2 separate regions of the Homo sapiens genome follow, and region 2 is linked to region 1. Evidence: chromatin loops called from intact Hi-C (ENCODE). Cell type or tissue: endothelial cell of umbilical vein. All regions are shown on one strand. Each heading gives the region's core, and the rest is flanking DNA. Links, peaks and the distances in the headings are about the cores only. Region 1 holds the start of LOC105372374 (a long non-coding RNA gene). Region 2 overlaps SCGB2B2 (secretoglobin family 2B member 2).

Evidence for each region. Peaks named below come from ENCODE experiments on the same cell type or tissue, not always from the same donor. Only the 100,000 strongest peaks of a DNase experiment are listed, where the experiment ranks them.
Region 2: a loop joins it to region 1, with 4 times the contacts of the local background. A loop is called at or near these places in 4 of 110 quality-filtered maps.

Annotation. Positions count from the first base shown.
Region 1 is chr19:34,553,171-34,561,570 of GRCh38, forward strand. LOC105372374 (a long non-coding RNA gene) reads left to right here and starts at 2,324. Exons shown (of 4, transcript XR_935923.3): 1 at 2,324-2,676; 2 at 2,765-2,833; 3 at 3,256-3,302; 4 at 5,107-5,814. It also overlaps the pseudogene ZNF807P. In endothelial cell of umbilical vein, for the core only: CTCF peaks have their summits at 2,468 (motif pointing left) and 3,567 (motif pointing right); no DNase peak of the experiment used is centred there.
Region 2 is chr19:34,659,613-34,667,874 of GRCh38, forward strand. All of the region lies in intron 1 of SCGB2B2 (secretoglobin family 2B member 2), which reads right to left. It also overlaps the pseudogene ZNF807P, the pseudogene SCGB1B2P and the pseudogene SCGB1B3P. Among named protein-coding and RNA genes, the nearest start is that of SCGB2B2, 13 kb to the right of the region's middle. RefSeq lists an enhancer at 4,257-4,757. In endothelial cell of umbilical vein, for the core only: a CTCF peak has its summit at 3,514 (motif pointing left); no DNase peak of the experiment used is centred there.

The sequences.
Region 1 (8,400 bases), core at 304-8,303:
ATGGAGTCTGTCTGGCTCTCTCAGCTAAGGGAGAGTCAATTCAGGTTAAAACAAGGTTGGGTATCACATTCCCCACTTGTGTTTTTGGGGAATCAAACCATTGATTCCTCGGTTATAACCAGGGGGTTATATTGGGTTTTAAGGTACATAAGCTTGACAGAAGCTATATGTTGTTTTACAAAATTAAGAAACCAATTTAACATACAAGGCTCAAAGACTAAGCCTAACAATAGGGGAGAAAGGGTCCAGCTAACCCAGTGATTAGAGTAGTTAGCAATGGATTCCAGTTAAACATGCTTTGGTACCAGGGGGTGTTATTTTCTCGTTCTTGCTGGTGCCTGTCTAGGTTTTCTCAAACTTTTTGGAGAGTATCTTTTATGACTCCAGACTGATTGGCACAGAAGCAACAACTCTCTCCTAGAGTGGCACATAACCCTCCTTGGGAGAGAAATAGCAGATCTAAGCCTCGGCGGTTTTGAAGAACTACTTCAGCTAGAGATTTTACTTGGGTATGTAGTATATTTATGGCTGATTGGAGATTGCTTAAATCAGCATCTACTTGTTGAGACAGGGACATTAGTCCAGTTTCTCCCTGAACCAGGGCAGCCATGCTGATGGCTGCTGATCCAGCTATGCTAAGGCCAGCCAGGAGGGGTACAAGGAGTGGGGTGGCTCGGCAAAACCTGGGATGTAATTCAGGGGGAGCAATAAGAAGTTATCCTTCTGGCCCACTATACACGTAGACCTGGGGGAGTACATGAACCAACACACACAGGAGAGGTCCTGGTTTAGTTCCATTGATGTGGCAAGTGAGACCTGAAGTGCAGGCTAACCAGGTATTGTTAGGTGCCTGGTAGGAGACTGAGGTGCTTAAGGAGGTAAGCATAGACTGATTACAGGTAGCCTGAAAGGGAGAAGCAGATAAGTTATATCCGGTGCTAATTAGACAAGAAGTGTTTCCAGACGTATCTCCTAATGGGAGGGCATGGGGGCATGTACAACAAGAAAGAGAGCCAATTTTAAGTGCGGCTTCTACTCCTAATCCAATATAATATGGGGGTTTGTCCTTTAGGCACAACCAACAATCTTGGGCTAGTTTAGGCTGGGTGAGATTGAGGAGGTGATGTACCCCACCTAGAATGGACATCAGGCTGGGTTGGAGGTGCTGTCATTGCAGGTGAGGTTTGGGGACCAGGAATGGCAGTGGGACAGTTAAATCAACCTTGTCTGGATGTTTTGGGAACATAAGGTCATCTAAATCAGTTAAAGGCCTGATTGGCTTAGGAGGGCTCCATGAGACGAGGATTTTTTTTGGATGGTGAACATAGTTCCAACATCAAATCCCGGGATATAAAGCCTTAATCCCTATGACATGACATAATACCATTGAGCTAAATTAGGATTATGGATGTTTATAGTGAGAGGATTGCAATTTCTCCTAGTACACAGCTTAGGACGGGAAGCACGAGCTATGGAAAGGGTTGAAGATCGAGTTGATGCCCCAGAGTAGGTGGCCAAAGTTACACATGTCCAGTCAGGGCAGAAAAACTGGTAAGAATCTTGACAACTAGAGTTAGGGTGATTTCCAGGACAGAGGTAAAAGTCAACATTCTGAAGTCCTTTTTCTGCACCTTTGGAGTTTCCACATCCAGTCTGGCTTCTGGAGTGTCCAAATTCCACAGCAAAGTCGACGATACCTGCTCCTATGACTGGCAGATTGCATTGTTCTTCATGGGTATGGGCAGGCTCTGGGAACAAAGTACATAAATCAACTGTAAAAGAGACTTCCTTGAGATTCCTGCCTTCCAAGTAGTGTTTGCAAACACACATCCTGCTGTGAAAGAAGTGAGGAGGAAAGAGTAGGATGGGGCAGAAGGCATAATAGGTGGAAACAAACAATAGAGGTAAATAAAAAGAATTAATCTGATGGCTTCACTTGACTTAGGGGCAGTTTTAAGGGGCCTGGCCCAGGCTTGGGGACCCATGTTTCTTGTTGGGCTCTGTTGTCCTTTTTGATGTGAGATTGATGAATCCAAGCTGGAATGCCATCTACTTTCAGAGCCGTTGGTGTGGTGAGGATGACAGTATGAGGTCCTTTTCAGGCAGGAATGAGTCCTTTCTGGAACTTTTTAATGTACATGAGGTCACCCGGCTGGAAAGAGTGGTAGGGCCCCGTCTAGTCAGGAACTGGATTGGGGTGAGCTCCCCGGACAAGCGGCTGGATGATGTCTTGTACCTGTTGGAGAGACTTCCTGATTTTTACTGGCCTGAAGATCCGAAGCCTGTTTTTCCTCCTCTGGGGAATATTTTGGGTGATCTGGCAAGTCAGGTTGCAGAAAGGACACTGCAGGCAGCAGGGTCAGAGGTGCAACAGGGAGACGAGCTGCCTCCTAGGCTGTAGAGTCTGCTTTTTGGTTACCATGGGCAATGGCCATGTCTTCTTTTTGATGTCCTTTGCAGTGAATTACAGCCACCTGCTGGCAGTGCTTGGGCCTACAGTATATCCATCTCTGTAGTGATGGCAGCACCAGCCTTTTGAACTCCCTGCTCAAGGAAGCTGCTACCATCTCTAAACACGGTGGCTTCTGCCTCCTTTAAAGATACCTCTTGGAGATCAGGTCGGCCAGATTCCGTAGTCTCCAACGGTTCTTGGCAGTCATGGACAGGTATAGTAAGGTCTGTCTCTTGGTGGTGGGAGTGGGGATTCACAGGATGGCTTCACACTGGTGAGTGCCCTTTTTCCTTTCTTTATCTTGTACCTTAGGTAGGACACTCTAAGAAGACAAAGCTGGGCCTTTTTGGCCGAGATCCAATACCTGAGCACCTGAAGGAGGTAAAGTAGGTCCCTAGTATGTTGCAGGCAGCTGTCAGTAGTTTCAGTAGCCAATAAGTCATCTACATACTGAAGAATAGTACAATTGGGGTGACTGGCTCAGAATGGTATAAGATCCTGTTGGAGGGCTTCCCCAAAAAGGATGGGGGAATTTTTAAAGCCTTGAGGTAACTGAGTCCAAGTTAATTGGGTGGTATCTCCTGAGCCAGGATCTGTCCATTCAAAAGCAAAGATAGGTTGGCTTTTGGGGGCCAGAGGAATAGCAAAGAAGGCATCCTTTAAGTCAAGGACAGTGTATACTGTATGTTCTGGTGGGAGCAGGCTGAGTAAAGTATAAGCATTGTGGACAGTTGGATGGATGGTAACTGTCCACTTGTTAACCTCCCTCAAGTCCTGCACAGGCTGGTAATCATTTGTTCCAGGTTTCTGGACCGGCAAAAATGGAGTATTCCAGGTGGATTGACATGGTGTGAGTATGCCAGCTTGTAGCAGTCACTGAATATGGAGATTTATCCCCTCTCTAGCCTGCTGACTCATAGGATACTGTTTTATCTGGACTGGCAGGGCAGTGGCCAGAAGTTCTACAACTACTGGCAGATGATGCTTTGCTTATCCCAGGGGGTTTGACTCAGCCCAGACTCGAGGAAACAGTCTGTAGGTCTAATAGGAGGAGAGAATTTGTTTTATTCTCCAATGGTTGTGATGGTGAAACCAAAAGATATTCCTCTGACAGAGGGGTAGTTAGCAGGAGTTGGGCAGTAGGGGGCGTTGTGTCCCCTAACGTGAAGTGAGCCTGCTGGGCTGAGAGATAGAAGCCTGTAACTTATGGAGCAGGTCTCATCTGAGAAGGGGAAGGGGGCACTCTGGGACTACAAGAAATGAGTGAGTTACTCTTTTCTTTCCTAAACTCACTTATCATGAGTGGGTGACAGGATATTCCTGAATAGCTCCTGTTGCCCCTTGTACAGCTACTCTTTTATTAGAGACACTGCCTAAGGGTGTCTGCAGTACTGAGTGTTCCACCTCAGTATCTATTAGGAAGTATACATGCTGGCCCCCCACTGTAGCGGTCACCATGGGCTCCTGGGGGCCAAGTGAAAGGGAGCCCCAGTCCCATCAGTCATCAGACTCCTCCGCTGTGGGGAGGGTGAGGACCTTTTTCTTTTCTGGTTTTTGCTCTGGCTTTAATGGGCATTCCTTCTTCCAGTGTCCTATCTGCTTGCAATAAGCACATTGGTTTTTCTCCAGGGGAGCCCGCTCACCTTTCTTGCCCTTTTGGCTGGGACCCGGGGTTCCCTGGCTATTCCTCTGTGATGGGGGCCCTTACTTTTTGGCTTCCTGGATGGCCACCACTAAGATTTTTGCTTGTCTTTTGGATGCTTTATCAGCAGCTTTTTCAGCTGCCTCAGCTGCCTGTTTTCGTTTTTCAGACTCTCGATTGTCAAAAACTTTCTGGGCTACTTCTAAAAGCTGGCTATTGTTCATTCCAGCAAATCCCTCCGGCTTTTGTAATTTTCTTTTACTATCAGTAGCTGCCTGAGCCACAAACACCAAATTAATAGCACGGCTATTCTTGGGAGCTGCCGGGTCAAAAGGGGTGTAAGTTTGATAGGCCTCCTGGAGACTTTCTAAAAGTGTTCCAGGTTCATCAGGCCCCTGGACAACTTCAGTTGTCTCAGACAGATTTATGGGTTTTTGAGCGGCTCCCTTGAGGCCCACAAGGAGATACCGGTGAAAATCATCTAAAGCCCTCCTCCCACCCGAGGAGTTAGGATCCCAATTAGGCCGGGTAGAGGGAAAAACCTCCTTAACGAGGTTTTGGGCTTCCCCCTCTGGTCTATCAGCTGATGTAAGGAAATACTTTCTGGCTTCTCTTCGGATACAATTCCTCTCTTCAGAGATGAAGAGGGTTAAAAGGCGTTGCTGACAATCATCCCAGGTGGGCCGGTGAGTCTGGAGCATGGACTCCATCAGTGAGGTCAGAACCTGGGGTTTTTCAAAGAAGGGGGGATTATGAGCCTTCCAGTTGTACAGGTCAGAAGTAGAGAAAGGGACGTAAACTAAGAATGGAGCTGAGCGCTCATCACCCGGAGGGATTTGTGCCTCTCTCAGTGGGAGGAGGGGGGCTACCTCCTCCTGCCATGGCCACAATCAGGAGGCAATAGATGGGGACGCCACAGGAGATGTAGTTGAGGAGGCAAGGGGAGATTCTGGGGGAGCAGGAGGGTTATAAGGTGGCAGAACTGTGTGAGGAAAACTTTCCTCTTCTTCAGAGGGAGGCAATACAGGAGGAGCCAAGGGAGCTGAGGATCCGGACAAAAGTGTGTGGTCTCGCTTAAAATGACCTTGGAGGTAAGATTATGAATGGCACATGAGCGGAGCCAAGGGGGAGGGCTCCGGACCAATCTCAGCCATTGATCAATGTAGGGAAACGGATCGGGGTGACCGGGAGTTCCAGCAACGACCCGCCACACAGCCTGAAGAGCTGTGAGATTCAGTGACCCTTCTGGGGGCCACACGGTTCCAAACTGTGGTCATTCTACTTCACAGAGTATCTGGAGTTTGCCTTTTTTAAGGTGGACCCCATAATTCTCTGAGAAGCCTAGGGAGAAATTTTGTAACATACATTGGAGAGGGCTCCAATCTTTATGAGGCTGGGAAGAAGAGTTTCCCATTCTGGAGGCAATTTAAAAAGGTTTCAGCAGAAATATTAAACCCAGCACAGACAGAGAAATTCAAGACCTGGGGGGCTGCAGTATCAGAAGAACAGAAGTATTATAACCAGAAGAAGAAGGAAAACAACCATAGTCAACACTTCTTGCCACATAAGGACGGTCTGTTTAAGCTTTGAGATCTAGGGGGAGGACAAGAGGCAGGTCTGAGGCCAGTGGGACCTACGTGATCCCCTCCTTTTTGTCCTATAGCCTAAATATCTTTGGTGTCTCCATGACTTGAAGGCAAAAAGTTCAAACTTGGCCTTTTCTTTTAAGGGTTGAAAAAGGGAGGACAGAACCAAGTCTTGGAGACACTGGATTTGCTGCAACACAGGAAAATGAGATGTGCAGGGTAAAGGATGGGAATGAGGAGGAAAAGGGGCCACTTGGATTTTTCCAGGCTAGGAGGAGCCATGCCGGGCAGCTCTGGGTCACCAGGGCCACTCTGCGGTCCCCCGCCCTGCCTCCAGGCCCTGTCAGACGCTGCAAGCCCAGCTCAGAAGCCTGGCCTGGGACCAAGTTCACTGCAGCAGGCTGGGCCCTTGCATTCTGAGCTGGGTGCGGATGCGCTGGTGCTCTGGGAAGTCAGGGGCTTTGACAACTGAAGGCAAAGGAGCCGGGCACCTGAGGGGGTCCCGGGGGAGGGGGTGCCGGGGGAGGGGATCCGGCGTCGTCACCCTCCAGTCCTTGCCCACAGGTCAGGGAGCCCCTGCCATGGGGGAAGGAGGCTGTTTCTTTTGTAAACTGGTGGAGGCGTGCCTCGCCCCTGGGCCTGACAGCCCAAAGAGACACGCCTGAGACCTCTGGACAGAGTACAGCAGTATGGGCGTAGGTTTCTCTGCACAGTGCCTTATCCATGGGCACGGGAAAAGTTATGGGATGACAGAAAAGATGAGCAAGGAGGTCTGTGGGGTGGCTATTTTGAATCCACCACCGGTCTAATGTGGAGGTGGTCCAGTCAATTGGGCATGGGGTATGGCAATCTAAATGCCAGCAACCTTTAAGGTGCCAGAAATCCCACACTCTTTCCCATAACAACACCTGATTTGTTTCTGACAGAAAAGGCAGGACTGGGATGGCCAACCCAAATGATTGATGAGAAATTTGACCTCCTGTGATAGAAAATCAGTACTGAGGACCTTGAAGAAGTTCTTACCCAGTTGTCTAGGGCAGTATTGATGACCTGACATATGAAATTTTACCAAACAAGACAATAGACCCTGGGGCATACAAACAATTATGACAATTTTTTAATAGACAGACAAAGGAAGGGGGGCCCGTGATGGGATCAGTCAGATGCCCATCTGGCCACTCTCCCTGAGGGGACTTAGGCTCCTCTTAGCATTGGCAGGCTGGTATAAACCCCTGGCTTGGATCGAGCTATGCCTGATGCTGCCTTAAGCCTTAAGAGGTCACCACGGAACTGCAGGTGAGGGCCCATTCAAACTCCGTAGCTTTCACCGTGGAGCTACATACTGGAAATTCAAGTGCAAGCCCTTGAACTCCACATTCACGCACTCATTCACACAGAGTTTATAACAGTTTTCTTATTCCCTTTCCAAAACAGAGGTCTCCGGGAGACCTGAACGAGAGAAGGAGAAGAGATAGAGAAAGAGGGAGGGAGGGAGAGAGAGAGAGAGAAAGAGAGAGAGAGATAGAGACTAGTCTTAACAGAGAGGCCTAACAGAAAACCAGGACTCTGTCCTCCAGTGTCCTGGAACATGGGCAGAGTCAAGGGAGGGCCATCGTCAGGGCTGCTTCCCTCCCAGAGAGACACAGAGGTGCCTAACAGAAAACCAGGACTCTGTCCTCCAGCGTCCTGGAATGTGGGCAGAGTCAAAAAGGGAGGGCCTTGTCAGAGCCGTTTCCCTCCCAGAGAAACAGAGTCAGATCTGACTTACTTTCCCAGGACCAGAAACTGAGGACTCAGGAGTTGAATTTTTGTGGGCACACACCAGTGGTCGATCCATTCCCGTCTGGAAGATAGGGTCTTATGGGGCCCTGGAACGTCTTCTGGTGGTGCCTCCCCTATAAGTCTGCTGTCTGTCCAGGGGAGCCTGGAATGAGTCTGGCTCTCACCCGGTGACAAAAAAATCTTGCTGGGGCCTCCAAATGTTGTAACTGAGCTAGGTACAGAGAAATGCCACACTCTGAGACGAATTCAGGAGTCCTTTATTAGCTGGTGACCGAGAGACGGCTAGTGCTCAAAATTCTCTCAGCCCCGAAGAAGGGGCCAGATTTTCTTTTATACTTTGGTTTAGAAAGGGGAGGGAGGCAGTCTAGTGAAAACAACCTTACAGAAGTAAAGCAGGCAAAAAAGTTAAAAGAATAAATGGTTATAGGAAAGCAAACAGTTTCAGGTGCAGGGCTTTAAATCTTTCACAAGGTGATAGACGCGGGGCTTTGGGTGTTATCAACCAGATGAATTCCTAGGAACTGTGGATATAGCTTGCCACAGTATTTTATCAGCTAATTGCATCCTTGGACGTGCTGGGAGTCAGCTTGCATAAGTTAAGTCCTTGAGGAAGGGGTGGGTAAGGGGCTGTAAGTGTAGGAGCCAAGATGGGGTCTGTCTGGCTCTCTCAGCTAAGGGAGAGTCAATTCAGGTTAAAACAAGGTTAGCTATCACACACATACTTTGTATCTTCTTCCTTGAGATCCCAGTCCTTCATTGCCTCTTGTCCAATGCTTGAAAATTGTGTTACTGTTTTCATATATTGCATCTGGTTTTCTTCTTGTTGAAAGCAAGAAAAAATTCTGGTCATTTCATTAGATCATGGTCTGAGGCAGAAATCAGGCTCATTCTTAATTTATTAAATGGCTTATAATCAATTCTATTAATATTTACTTATA
Region 2 (8,262 bases), core at 263-8,262, 110 kb after region 1:
AAAGCACTGCTCAGTGAAATAAAAGAGGACACAAACAAATGGAAGAACATTCCATGCTCATGGGTAGGAAGAATCAATATCGTGAAAATGGCCATACTGCCCAAGGTAATTTATAGATTCAATGCTATCCCCATCAAACTACCAATGACTTTCTTCACAGAATTGGAAAAAACTACTTTAAAGTTCATATGGAACAAAAAAAGAGCCTGCATAGCCAGGAAAATCCTAAATAAAAAGAACAAAGATGGAGGCATCATGCTACCTGACTTTATACTACAATGCTACAGTAACCAAAATAGCATGGTACTGGTAGCAAAACAGATATATAGACCAATGGAACAGAACAGAGCCCTCAGAAATAACACCACATGTCTACAACCATCTGATCTTTGACAAACCTGACAAAAACAAGCAACAGGGAAAGGATTCCCTATTTAATAAATGGTGCTGGGAAAACTGGCTAGCCATATGTAGAAAGCTCAAACTGGATCCCTTCCTTACACCTTATACAAAAATTAACTCAAGATGGATTAAAGACTTAAATGTAAGACCTAACACCATAAAAACCCTAGAAGAAAACCTAGGCAATACCATTCAGGACCTAGGCATGGGCAAAGACTTTATGACTGAAACACCAAAAGCAATGGCAACAAAAGCCAAAATAGACAAATGGGATCTAATTGAACTAAAGAGCTTCTGCACAGCAAAAGAAACTATCATCAGAGTGAACAAGCAACCTACAGAATTGGAGAAAATTTTCGTAATCTACCCATCTGACAAAGGGCTAATATCCAGAATCTACAAAGAACTTAAACAAATTTACAAGAAAAAAGCAAACAACCCCATCAAAAAGTGGGCAAAGGATATGACCAGACACTTCTCAAAAGAAGACATTTATGCAGCCAACAGATATATGAAAAAATGCTCATCATCACTGGTCATCAGAGAAATGCAAATCAAAACCACAGTGAGATACCAGTTAGAATGGCGATCATTAAAAATCAGGAAACAACAGATGTTGGAGAGGATGTGGAGAAATAGGAATGCTTTTACATTGTTGGTTGAAGAGTAAATTAGTTCAACCATTGTGGAAGACAGTGTGGCGATTCCTCAAGGATCTAGAACTAGAAATACCATTTGACCCAGCGATCCCTTTACTGGGTATATACCCAAAGAATTATAAATCACTCTACTATAAAGACACATGTACACATATGTTTATTGCAGCACTATTCACAATAGCAAAGACTTGGAACCAACCCAAATGTCCATCAATGATAGAATGGATTAAGAAAATGTGGCACATATACACCATGGAATACTATGCAGCCATAAGAATGGATGAGTGCATGTCCTTTGCAGGGACATGGATGAAGCTGGAAACCATCATTCTCAGCAAATTATCACAAGGACAGAAAGCCAAACACCACATATTCTCACTCATAGGTGGGAGTTGAACAATGAGAACACATGGACACAGGGCAGGGAATATCACATGTCGGGGCCTGTCGGGGGTGGGGGGCTGGGGTAGGGATACCATTAGGAGAAATACTTAATGTAGGCGATGAGTTGATGGGTGCAGTAAACCAACATGGCACATGTATACCTATGTAACAAACCTGCATGTTATGCACATGTACCCTAGAACTCAAAGTATAATAAAAAAATAAATAAATAAACGTGCAATGACATTAAAAAAAAGAAATACATATGTAAAAAATTATTGTGATAAAATAAGGGAGACCAAAATAAATGGCAACATGTACCAGTGTTATGGAGAGGAATATTCAATATTATCAAAATTTCAGTTCTCTCCAAATTGAATTCAAAAAGCTGTTTCTAAACATCTGGCACTGTAGAGGGCCAAAACCAGCAAAGACATTCTAGGAACAAGGCCAAAGTAGAAGGACTCCCTCTGCCAGAGTCAAGAACTAAGTAAAGCTTTAGTGTGTACTCAACGCAGTGCCACACTGGCATAGAGACAGACAAAGAGACCAGCGACATGAAATAGGGAACCCAGAAGCAAACTATGTCCCTCTATGGGGCACTTGGTTGTTGACAAAAGGGACACTGAGAATAATGGAATAAGGGCCATCTTCTCTTAAACCAAGCTTGTCCAACCTGCGGCCTGCAGGCCCCATGCAGCCCAGGACAGCTTTGAATGTGGCCCAACACAAATTTGTAAACTTTTTAAAAACATTATGAGTTTTTCTGTGATTTTTTTTTTTAGCTCATTAGCTATTGTTAGTGTTAGTGTATTTTTTTTTAATTTAATTTAATTTTTTTGAGATGGAGTCTTGCTCTGTCACCAGGCTGGAGTGCAGTGGCCTGATCTCGGCTCATCGTAACCTCTGCCTCCCAGGTTCAAGCAATTCTCCTGCCTCAGCCTCCCAAGTAGCTAGGACTACATGTGTGTGCCACCACTCCAAGCTAATTTTTTTGTATTTTTAGTGGAGAGGAGCTTTCACCATGTTGGCCAGAATGGTCTTAATCTCTTGATCTCGTAATCCACCTGCCTTGGCCTCCCAAAGTGCTGGGATTACAGGTGTGAGCCACCGCGCCGGGCCATGTTAGTGTATTTTATGTGTGACCCAAAACAATTCTTCTTCTTTCAGTGTGGCCCGTGGAAGCCAAAAGATTACACAACCCTGTCCTAAACTGGGACAGCAGGGAATCTATATAATTAAAAAGAAAGGGAGTTCTTACCCACACTTCACGTAAAAGTCCATTCCATGTACTTTAGAGACCTCAATGGGCAATCCAAAACAATAAAGACTTTACAAATCTTTATGTAGAAGAATATCTTTATGACCATGACATGAGAATCTTTTTTCCAAAGGAATAAAACCATATTAAAAATAACAATAAAGAGATAAAAATGTTTTTTAAACAACACACACACACACACACACACACAACATGAAGCATAAAGTATAACATTGATAAATTTAATTATATTAAACTTTAAACTTCTGCTCATTAAAAACCATAAGGAAAATACAAAGCTGATCCACAGTGTTGGGGAACACATTTCCCACAAATAACCAAACAAGGGCTCTTATCAAGAAAATATAAAGAACTCCTTTAGCACATTGGGAGGCCAAGGCACAGGAGTTCAAGACCAGCCTGGGCAACATGGTGAAATCCGTCTCTACTGAAAATACAAAAATTAGCCAGGCACAGTGGTATGTGCCTGTAGTTCCAGCTACTCAGGAGGCTGAAACAGGAGGATCGCTTGAGCTCAGGAGGTTGAGGCTGCAGTGAACCGAGATCATGCCACTGTACTTTAGCCTGGGCGGCTGAGAGAGACCCTGTCTCCAAAAAAACAAACAAACAAACAAACAAACAAAAAAAAACAATAAAAGTGCGGAAAAAGCCTTCTACTCACATTTCACTAAATGACTGATAAACATATGAAGAGGCCTCAACCTCATTACACCACAAAATGCAAATGGAAACCCAATGAGATGCCGACGCCCCTGACACCTGCCTACCAGATGGTTCACACGACACTGACAATGCCACCTTGTGGCGATCTAGAGCAGTAGGAAATACTACAGTGTGGCTGGGGGTGTGCATTGTACAACTGCTTCAAAGGTTTCCTGTTTCCTAGAACAGTCAAGAATATGAATATCTTATCACCTAAAATTCCACACATGGGCACAAACCCTAACAAATGTGAATGTAAATGTGTGCCAGGACATCCACACATAAAAGCTCCCTATAGTGTTGTTCATGATAATAGAATCAGTACACAATGGCAGATTTTTTAAACCATAAAGACAGCAATGTGGATTGATAGCAACAGCAATGTTGAACAAAAAAGTAAGATACAGGAGAACACACACGATGACTACGGCCATAAAAATTATAAAAAGCCAAAATTAATGTTTACTGTATGTGCAGATGTTCAGGTAGCAAAACCATCCACTAAAATAACAGAAAACCACAAAGTCAGGACAGGGGTCAACTCTAGGCAGTGAGGCTGGTGCCGGGAGGAGCTCACCATGACCTTTCTTCAACTGCAGGGGTATTGTGAGGTTTGCATCACAGACATCACTTAAGATACAGTTTATATGGTGTGTCCTAGTCTGTATTTGTGTCATATGTCACAATAGAAAGATGAGAGGCCATGGGAGGAGGGAAAGGGAGAAAGGGAAAGTGAAGGGGAGGATAAATGAATAAAGAAAAAGAGACAAGAAGATGGAGATGCAGAGGGGAAAGAGAGAAAGAACAGGGCAGGGAGGAAGAGACAGGAGAGGACTGGGGGGAAGAGACAATGGGGAGAAGGAGGGAGTGTGAGCTGCACCCGTGTAACCTGCCTGCCCCAGCTCCTCCACAGCCGGGTTGTCCTCCCCGCCCACCCCACCCCTCCCCCATGGGACACCTCTGCTAAGGGACTACTCCCCACTCAGCACGCTGTTGACCTCCAGCCCCTATCCAGAAAGTCTCATCTCCCAAAACCCTGCCCACAACCCTAAGGTGAACCCACAGTTGAGGGAGCTCCTCCCCTAGTGTCAACCTGGCTCCCACCTCCCAGTGCGGGAGAAAAGCAAAGCAGTTGAGCTGGGAGGCTTTGGGGACAGGCCATTCTCCAGGAGCCAGCCTGGCCACAGGGCCAACGGTCCCTGGCAGAGAACGACAGGGCTCAATAAGCAGAGGCCATGCAGGCCCCAAGGCCAGACTACAGTGGGAGCCAGTGTGGCCAGGTGCCCAGAAATCCCAACAGCACCACTGGGTCCCTTAGAAGATGCTCAAGTTCCCAAAACTGGGGGTTAGAGGCAGGGGATTAGTCAGACCTCACCTTGGACAGCAGCCCCAGCCCTGCCCAGGGACACCAGGGCATGAGGGTGTCACAAGCAAGTAGGTGGCTCAAGGCCAGGTGCCTGTGCCTTGGCTGAGGGACGTGGCTCAGGTCAGTTTGCTCCATGACTCCCTGGGTCCCACAGACCCCACTCCACGCTCTACTGCAGCCCAGTGCACTGCATGGTGCTCTGCTGTGCCAGGTTGTGTTGTGTCCAGTTGTGCTGTGTTGTGTGCTGTGTCACTGTTCCAGCAAACTCCTTGTCCGGAAGCTCTAGGGCCCCGGCCACTGAGAAGCCCTAGCCCTGAGTCAGCCTCAGGCAAGGCCTGCATCCCTGCTGCCTCCCTTTCCCTGGCTCAGCCTTGCAGCTCCCGCTGACCCCTCTGCCACTCACCCACCCATCACCCCCACTTAGAGGCCAGGAAGCAGCGGGAGCTGTATCTCCCTCCCAACCACCCCCTCCCCTCTTTCTTCATCCTCCAGGACATGCATTTCTAACAGAAACCAGAAATCCTGCAAATGCCCTGACCCATCCACTGACCCCAGGGCACCTCCTGCCCAGGTGTTTGGCACAGGGGACGCCCCCACACCGGCCCCATCATGTACCTGGTGGCCCCAAGGCTGCAGCACGGGATGCCTTTCTGACCCTGGACCTGCCCTGGGCCCTGCTCTCTGCCACCGCTCACAGGACAAACCCAAACAATTGCTGTCCTCCCTCTGAAATGGTGGCCATGAGAGTGCAGGCCTTGCGTCCCTCCTGTGCCCAGGCCCCTCACCCACACACTCTGGCTGGCTGCATCTGTTGTCCAGAGCCCTTGGTCACAAGGCGTGCAGCCTGGACCACAGTGATGACAAGGGAGGCCCTTCCTAAGCCTAGAGATGGTCTAAACCTTCATGGAACTGCTGGTCCCAGTGCCAGCCAGAGTCCCAAGTGAGGCTGAGGTGGCTCAAAGTGGTGCACGGGAGATGTCTGATATCAACCCTCTCCTGGAGGTAGATGATGTCTCCAGCCTGGTGACTCCCTGGCCACCAGCCACCACCATCCCCCATGTCCCCAAGGCTGAAAGTGCAAGCTTGCCCTGGCCCTGGCACAGAAAGTGCACGATCTGGTCATGTCATGCAGGTGACCTCATGCGGGCATGGTGGCACTTGTGGGGCAGTCCTGTAACCTGCAGTGTGGTGGGTGGGATGGATGTGTGTGACACAGGCAGGAACTACCCCTCATGGCAGTTGAGGGCCCACGTGTGTATTGGGTGGGGCTGATGGGAGTGAGAGGTGAGTGGCTGGGCACAGGCAGGTGAGTGAGTGACAGCTACACAAACCCCACCACTGAGCATGTCCCTCCCAGGACAAAGCAGGTCAGAGCCACAGGCCCAGCCCTGGGAGGCCCAGAGGGGCCTCAGGTCCTCAGGGACCTGGCCCTCTTGGCCCTCAGAGGACCCCACTCCCTCTAGAAAGCCCCCCAGCTGGCTCCACCTGTAGCTGTGCAAGTGGGAAGGGGACACAGTGCTCTGGGGTCCAGAGAAGGAAGGAAGATGGAGGGAGGGCGGCCCTCTGCTCCCAGGTCCTCTGTTCCCTGACCCTGATGCTCAGCCCCCTGCGGCCCTCCTGGAGCCCACACCTTTCAGCTGCAGTCTCCCAGCCTCTCTCCCCAGGACGAAGCCCACTCAGCCAGTGCTTTTCCACTGTAGCTGGCTTTTCCCCTTGGGGAGGGTCCCCAGATTGTACAAAGTGCAGAGGGGTCCCCTGTCCCTGTCCCACAGGGTCCCCACACCAGGCTTTCTCAATGTCTCCCTGTCTCTCTCAGACAAGGAGGGCAGAGGCAGCCACAAGGCCGGTCCCAGCCACAATCACACCCGCATATTCAGATAATCACAGACGCTTGTCCCACACAGTCACACACCCCAACCTCAGGTACCAAACACCCCACACACTCCCGACAGCGCATTCTACTCACACACACACAATCCCATTCTCACACATGTGCACCCAAGCCTCTCGCCCCACATACAATGTGACAGGCCACTGGGCCACCTGCGGGTCCCAGTGCACATGGATGCCTGCAGTGCACAGCCACCTAGATCCTGCACCACCGGACAGGAAGGGGGCGGGTACCTGGCAGATGCCACCTGCTGCGCCCACTGGGCCACCAGAAACTCCACCTCTCCCCGACTCTCCAGGTCCCAGCCAAGCCACGCCCACCGGGCCTGCCCCCAGGACCCTGAGTTTAAAGACCCCATCTCCCCAAATGCCAGAGGGAGAGGATTCCGCACCACCCCAAGTGTAACCCACACCCTAGTCGGCCCTGACCCCGCACTGCATGGCGCCCACCTGAGCCCTGGCGTTGCTGGGCCTCCTGCTGCTGCTGTTGCTCGTGGGTAGGCCCTGCCAGGAGACCCTGGGCTGCGCTGCAGCCCTGGGGTACCCACCCCTCCCTGCTCACGTGCTCCTACTCTCCCTGCAGATCCCAAGAAACTATGCCCGCAGCTCGTGACCGTCATGAACCAGTTTCTGACCGAGGACAAGGACACCTACATGGATTCTGTCAACAGATATCATCCCACGGAGCTGGAAAGAAACACACCCTCCAAACTCAAGGACATGGTGACCAACACCACGACCCCCGAGGAGGGACAGGCCGTCATGCAGCAGGCCCGGCCACCAGCGCCTCCTCACAGCCCTTGACCTCCTTTGAGATCAGGGACTCTGTTCCCTGAGAGCCTCTCTCTCCACCCAAACACTTCCCCACCTCTCACCAAGCAATGTCCCTGCAGACGGGCAGCTGCCCAGGGAAAAGACCTCAGGGCGCTGGGTCTCCGCCCTCTGATACTCAACCTCTGCTGTCAACCCCATCCTATCCCTCCTTCCCAGAAGACCCCTCCCTTCAGCCTCCCACCCCTCCCCACAGGAAGAAATCAACAACCAGGGTGCCTACACGGTACTGAAGTGACACCATCCACAGGCACCTCGAATCTCTGCCCAGGCAGCCTGTCCGGCCCAGGAGAACCTGGGCCCGGGGCCCCACCCTCCCCAGCTCCTGCCCTGCTGCTGCCCCTCCTCCCACTCCTGCTGTGCTAATTGGGGCTGATTGCGGGCCACTACTTTATTTACATAGGGTGTACACCAAGTAACCAATGGGAAGCCTCTAGAGGGTATTTAGACCCCAGGAAATTCTAAATGGGCTCTTGAGCCCTTATGCTTGGGCCTGCTCCCGGTTTGGAGTGTACTTTCACTTTCAGTTAAGTCTCTGCTTTTGTTGCTTAATTCTTTCTTTGCTTTGTTTGTGCGTTTTCCCCAATTCTTTGTTCAAAACAGCAAGAACCTGGAGACCCTCCTCCTGTAACGGGAAGGTGGGATGGGGGGAGCCCACCCTGACACTGACCCGGGCCACCCACGTGCCCCTCCCCCCACACCCATACTCACTAGGGCCCTGGGTGGAGCTTCCCCTGCTGCTCACA